Regions from separate parts of the Mus musculus genome. Here region 2 is linked to region 1. Evidence: chromatin contacts called from ENCODE Hi-C or POLR2A ChIA-PET data. All regions are on one chromosome and are shown on one strand. Each heading gives the region's core, a stretch centred on a gene start or an enhancer-like site at or near the end of the contact. The rest is flanking DNA. Distances are from core to core; before and after follow the strand shown. Region 1 overlaps Armc9 (armadillo repeat containing 9). Region 2 holds the start of B3gnt7 (UDP-GlcNAc:betaGal beta-1,3-N-acetylglucosaminyltransferase 7).

Region 1 (2,700 bases), core at 89-2,588:
CTGCCTGTGCCTCCCAAGTGCTGATACGTGGAATCTTAGAATTGAGGGCTCGTGTATGTTAACAGAAGTGAAAGAGGCTCCTCTGGGGTCTGACACAAGGTAAATATGCCCAGTGGGAATATCTGATGACCCGTCAATGTGTCAGAGATCAGGGACAGTCAGGACCTCCTATCTGAGAGCCAGCATTGTCAACCCAGAAAAAGATGTTCATGCTGTTGGTTTTGGTTTTGGTCTGGGTTTGGTTTGGATTTGAGTTTGGCTTGGTTTGGTTAGATTTGATTTTTTAAACAGGCTCTAACTGTGTACCCTTGGCCAGCCTGACCATGACTCATGCCCACAGAGCTCTACCTGCCGCTGAGGACATGGTTTTAAGAATTGCTAAGACGCCAAACCTAATGGTGAACACCTATAATTGGAGCCCACAGGAAGCTGAGGCAGGAGGATCAGGAGTTTGATGCCAACCTGGGCCACATAAAAAGATGTGGTCAGGATAAAGGAAAGGGGAGGGGAAGGAGGGAGAGAGGAAAAAAGGGAGGGAGGGAGAAAGGAAGGAAAGGAAAGTCGCTGGGAGTGTTTCGGGGTGCAGCAGGCTCTTACAGGTGAGATAGATTGGAGAGAGATCAAAAATGACGTTAGCAAACGGTTCAGAAATAAGGTCAGAGGCCACAGACAGAAGCTGGACCCTGGAGTAAAACCAAAGAAGTTGTTTCGTTCCTCTATTGCTGCTGCCTTTCACAACCTCAAAGCACCCCTCTGAAGGCCTTGCAAGCCACTTCAGACCTGAGGAAACCTCAGGGATGGATCTACCTTGTCCCTTTCCTGCCCTCCAGACCTCCTGACCACACATAACCTACAGACAGAGCAACTTCAAGAGGGGGCATTCAGTCTCTAGCTCTGAAATAAAGCTAGTGTGTTGGGTGAGCATGGGCTCTCAAACTCCACTGGAGGAATGAGGCTGAGGCCTCATGGGCCGTCCTAATAGACTAGGAGGTGCTGCCATCCACGCCTTCAATGAGCACCCTAGTGTCTGCAGGACCCCCTACCTCCAGTGGCATCTTGGGTAAACAGAAGCGCCTCTCTTGTGGTGTCTGCAGTGCATGGCTCTACCTCTCTGGCCAGTCTGCCATGGCCCTCCTGCCTGCTCTTAGAGGAGCTTGTCCACCAGCTCAGAGCCTCCTTGGCTCTGGGTTTCCTATAGTGAGGGTAGGATCAAAATTAAGGAACATAGGGGGACAGTCCCAGTCTTAGGGGGACAGTCCTTGCTCACGCACTAGGCCAAATTTGCCCTTCCTGTGCTGGGGCCTCTTTCTTCCTGTAAATGCAGAACTCATTTCCGAAGCTTACCACTCAGGACAGCCCTTTCCCCTAAAATAGCCATTCTCACAGTGGCGGGCCTCCACAAGTCTCTCCTGGAAACGCCCTCACTACACCCAGCTGGCCTCTGAGCTTCCGCTGGGCACAGATGCCCCATGGAGTTGCCCTCATTATGCGAGTCACAGAATTCAGCTCTTTCTAGATGTGGGGGGTTCTATACAAGAGAGGATAGGGTGGGAAGAGGGAAGTGAACACTGTCCCTTCTTCCCCTCCCCTCTGACCATTCCAGGAATATTATTTCCCTCCCAACCCCTTCTTTGCTGGCCCGGCCTCTCAGCTCAACCCCCTTGTGGATCTCAACAAAGCACCCTTCCCTCCTACCTAACCACAAAGACAGGTCACACCCCTGACCACAGGCTTAGGGCAGCTACAGTCCTTCTTCCAGTGTCAAGGGGCCAGATGTGCTGTCAGATGGCCACAGCTGACTGCCACCATCCTCAGAGATAGCTCAGATGGGTGGCTGCCACTGTGTCCCCATTCCTGGCTGTCAGAAGGCATTTTTTGGATGAGTACATAGGAGACAGGAAAGCAGGGCTGGCAGAGAGCATTTGTCTCTGTCTTTGGGATAGGGACAGTACCTCACCCCAGAAGGGGGGGGGGTGTCCAGGAAGCCACAGCTCTGGAGACACTGGATGCTGATGCTGCTCCACTGGCCCAAATGGGCTGGGAGCATCTGGACACAGTTGCCACACAGGCTCCTTCCCAGTACTTTCCAAGACCTAGACTTGCTAACATATTGCTTTGGGAGGAGCCAGAAATAAAGTTCAAAGCTTACTGTCCCTTCTTCCACTGTCTCTTCCTCTTCCATAGAAAAACTTTCCTTTTTTCCTAAGGAAAAAAAATTAAACTACATAATTTGCTTGTATATGTGCATAACGTGGGGTTAGGACGTGTGTCAGGCATACTACACGTATGAAAGTCAAAGGACAACTTTGCGGAGTTGGTTCTTGCCTTCTCCTGTTGTGTAGTTTCTGGGAATTGAACTCAGGTCACCAATCTTGAGCAACAAGCATCTTTCCCTGCTGAGGCATCTCACCAGGCCCATCTTCTTTCTACAAGCTCCTTCAAATTCCCAGCCTTAAGTCACTGAAGAAACATTGATGACTTTAAAATATAAAATACATTTATTATACCAGGCTGCAAGTTCAAGGCCAACCTGGGCTACATAGCAAGAACCTGCTCCAAAGTTCAAAAATGGAACCGATAAGATGGGTCCCTGAGTATAGGCACCTGCTGCCCAACCTGAGTTCCATCCCCCAGACCCACATGGTAGGAGTGAATGTCTCCACACACTGGCTTTCACACCTACACACATACACACAAAAT
Region 2 (2,700 bases), core at 67-2,566, 40 kb after region 1:
GGACTGCAGTGACTCCTAGGGGCAGGCAGCCAGGCCTGTGAGACTTACACTTCAGGCCAGGGCTTCTTGAGGACTTAAAAGGGGCATTGTCCCAGGATTCTCCTCTGAATTTTTCATCTGAAGGCCCTTCATCATTTCCGACTGGAGCTTACAAATTCCAGAAAATTCCACTATTTGTTTAAGCACACACCCGAGCCTAAGGATCGCTAAGGGAAGGACAAAAGTAATCTTCACCCTTAGGACTCCCTGGGACTTTCTGTCTCCCTGTATTCCCTGGGAGAGGAACAGCATTGCAGAAAGGTATTGAGTTCCCCAGTCCTACTATCTGATAGAAATGCCTGAGCCGGGACTCAGGGACCACCTCCTGAGCCAGGCAGACCTCCTGGGTTTGAATAGTAAGGTTGTGACTTCATCTAAGGGTGTGTGTCCCTGACTCTAACTCCTGGTAAGATAGGAACAAACCATAGCACACGTCTCCAGAACCAAGTGAGCCACTGATGCCGGGGACCTAGAACCAGGCTTGACAGATAGGAAGTGCTGGAATGTAAAAAGTCCTGTGGGTATTTCTGAAGCGACCCCAGACCCCCAGACATCTGGATGACAGAAGGACCAGTAAGCAGCCTTATCTACCAGAAATGTTCCCAAGTCACCCAGAGGAGGCATCAAGGTGTCCCCTCCCTCCCTGTACTGTGATTGTGGTGTGTAGCCCACTCCCAAGAGAAAATGGTGCTCACACCGCAGAATAATAAAAACCTGGAGACAAAAAAAAAAAAAAAGTGGGGGTGCGGTTAAGTGAAGGATTTGTTGGCAATACAAGAAGGAGGTTTTTGTTTGTTTTGAGACAAGAGTCTCATTAGGGAGACCTTGCTGGCCGGGAACTCACCATGTAGACCAGGCTGGCCTTAAACTCGCAGAAATCCACCAACTGGGATTAAAAGCACATGCGAACACGCTAGCAAAAGAATGGACTTTTTGCAGAGGATAATAAGCCTTCTCACTGGGGGGTGGTAATGCAGAAAGAGTGGGAAACCCAGAGCTGGATTGACCTGAGCTGGCTGGGGGTCTAACACAGGCAACCCAGCATCATCTTCTCTTGAGATCGCCGCCCAGGCCTAAGCGAGCCCGGGAAGAAGAAAAGTAGACAGGGCAGAGATAAGGTAACTTTAGGGAAACAGCCTTTATCCACCTCCCTCCACTCTACACACCCAGGGCTACTCCAGAAGGAAGCAACCAGGCCGCTAGGCGCCGGGTGGGCGTGGAGGTGGGCGGTGTCCGACGTCCCCACGTGTCCCGAAGGAGGCGAGGCGGGCGACCCCGTGAAGGCCCAGCAGCGGGGAAGTCGCCGCCTCAGGATGTTGGCGATCTTCAAGGTCTCTGAGATTCTGGCTCTTCCCTTCGCGTTCCCGTGGGGCGTGCCTCTGAGGTGGCCAGGGCTGAACGGAGTTGCTGTCCCCACAGTGAGCCGGGGCACAAAGGGTTAACCTACCTGGGCCACCGCCCCTGAGGCCCCTCCTCCAGCCGCAGGGAAAAAAAGAAAGTCTCAGCGGGGGTGCGGCTCGGCCTCGTCCCGCTGTCCCCAGCCGCGGCGCTCAGAGCTGTGATCCGTGCGCCCCGCTCAGCTGCCCTGGACCGGGCCGCCATGTCTCTGTGGTGAGTCGGGGTCCCGGTGGGGCGCAGAGTACCTCCGAGCTTCACCTCCTCCCGGGGCCGCAGACTGCAAGGGATGCACGCTAGGTGTCCTGAGGCCGACCCCAGTTTCCCCGGGCAGCGAGGGTGGCGGGAGATGCGGAGCAGGGCGCGCCGCCGGAGCGGCAGATGGGATGTGGGAGATGCGAGGCGCACGCTTGGCTCTGCGGCCACGACTCCGGCAGCCTGTATGCAACGTCTCTCTAGCCTTGGGGTTTCACTAGCAGACACACACACACCCGACCCCTCCGGTCCCTCTTCCCTCCTGTGGCCTCTTCTCCGGACCGCCTCGACCCTTCTCCTTCCCCGGCTTTGCTCTTACTAATGGAGTGGATTGGTATGTGCGAGCCAGGGCCCTGAGGCTGGTTCTTACCCGGACTCCGGAGCTACGACGTGGAGCTTCTTTAGAACCCTGAGGACTGGAGTACTGGGTTCAGAATTCTCTTACTTCCATTCCCAGCAGCGCGCCTCCAGTCATTTCTGTCTTTCTCCATCCAACCTGGTAACCAGGAAGTCATGGGGCTCTTGAGGAAAGCTCGATGAATGTGGGTAGGAGGACTTAACATTCACTCACCCTGCGCCTCCGCAGGCTTAAAACCTGGCGTTATCTACTACGTGCTTCGTGGGCCCCTGGCTCTTGTACCTCCCAGACTTGGAGGTGAGAACCATCTCTCTGCTGGCCCAGTCCTGGAAAGTCATGAGTCTCCCAGTGTGAGCTAAGGAGGGAAGGTTCTTGGGGAAGGGGGCACAGGCAGGATCATTCCTGAGAAGAGCTAGGATTTCTGCCTCTGAAAAGGGTGTGCTGGGCTTACTTGACCAGGTAGGGGCCCCGGAAAGTGGGTTTTCGTCCCCAGGACTGAAGGGCTAGGCACCTCATTGCTTTGTGTAGAATATAAAGGTAAGGATAAGGAGTCGTGATGGGATCTGTCCACTTCCCTTCGAGACTTCCCAATTAGAGCAAGAAAGGCTCGCTTCTGTTGAGTCAGTGGGGGCTGCTAACCCACTCCCCACTGC

Evidence for each region. A loop is a pair of places that touch in the nucleus more often than their neighbours do. ChIA-PET counts read pairs that join two places held with the same protein, here RNA polymerase II (POLR2A).
Region 2: a map of v-Abl transformed pro-B cells shows a loop between it and region 1 (2.2-fold over the local background). The contact joins the promoter of B3gnt7 here to the enhancer-like site in region 1. A Hi-C loop is called at or near these places in 1 of 37 maps with a recorded cell type or tissue (v-Abl transformed pro-B cells). POLR2A ChIA-PET finds 5 or more read pairs at or near these places in 2 of 5 experiments (both embryonic stem cell).

What each region holds. Positions count from the first base shown.
Region 1 is chr1:86,262,358-86,265,057 of GRCm38, forward strand. The region is part of intron 23 of Armc9 (armadillo repeat containing 9); the gene reads left to right. Among named protein-coding and RNA genes, the nearest start is that of Gm46098, 6.9 kb to the left of the region's middle. Within about 2 kb of position 1,339, at least 1 of the 3 ENCODE cell types and tissues checked has a DNase peak (open chromatin) inside an H3K27ac peak, as active enhancers do.
Region 2 is chr1:86,301,905-86,304,604 of GRCm38, forward strand. It overlaps B3gnt7 (UDP-GlcNAc:betaGal beta-1,3-N-acetylglucosaminyltransferase 7), which reads left to right and starts at 1,317. Exons shown (of 2, transcript NM_145222.2): 1 at 1,317-1,650. The coding sequence starts at 1,640. Gm28626 (predicted gene 28626) reads right to left here and starts at 2,156. Exons shown (of 2, transcript NR_151592.1): 1 at 2,060-2,156; 2 at 1,159-1,714.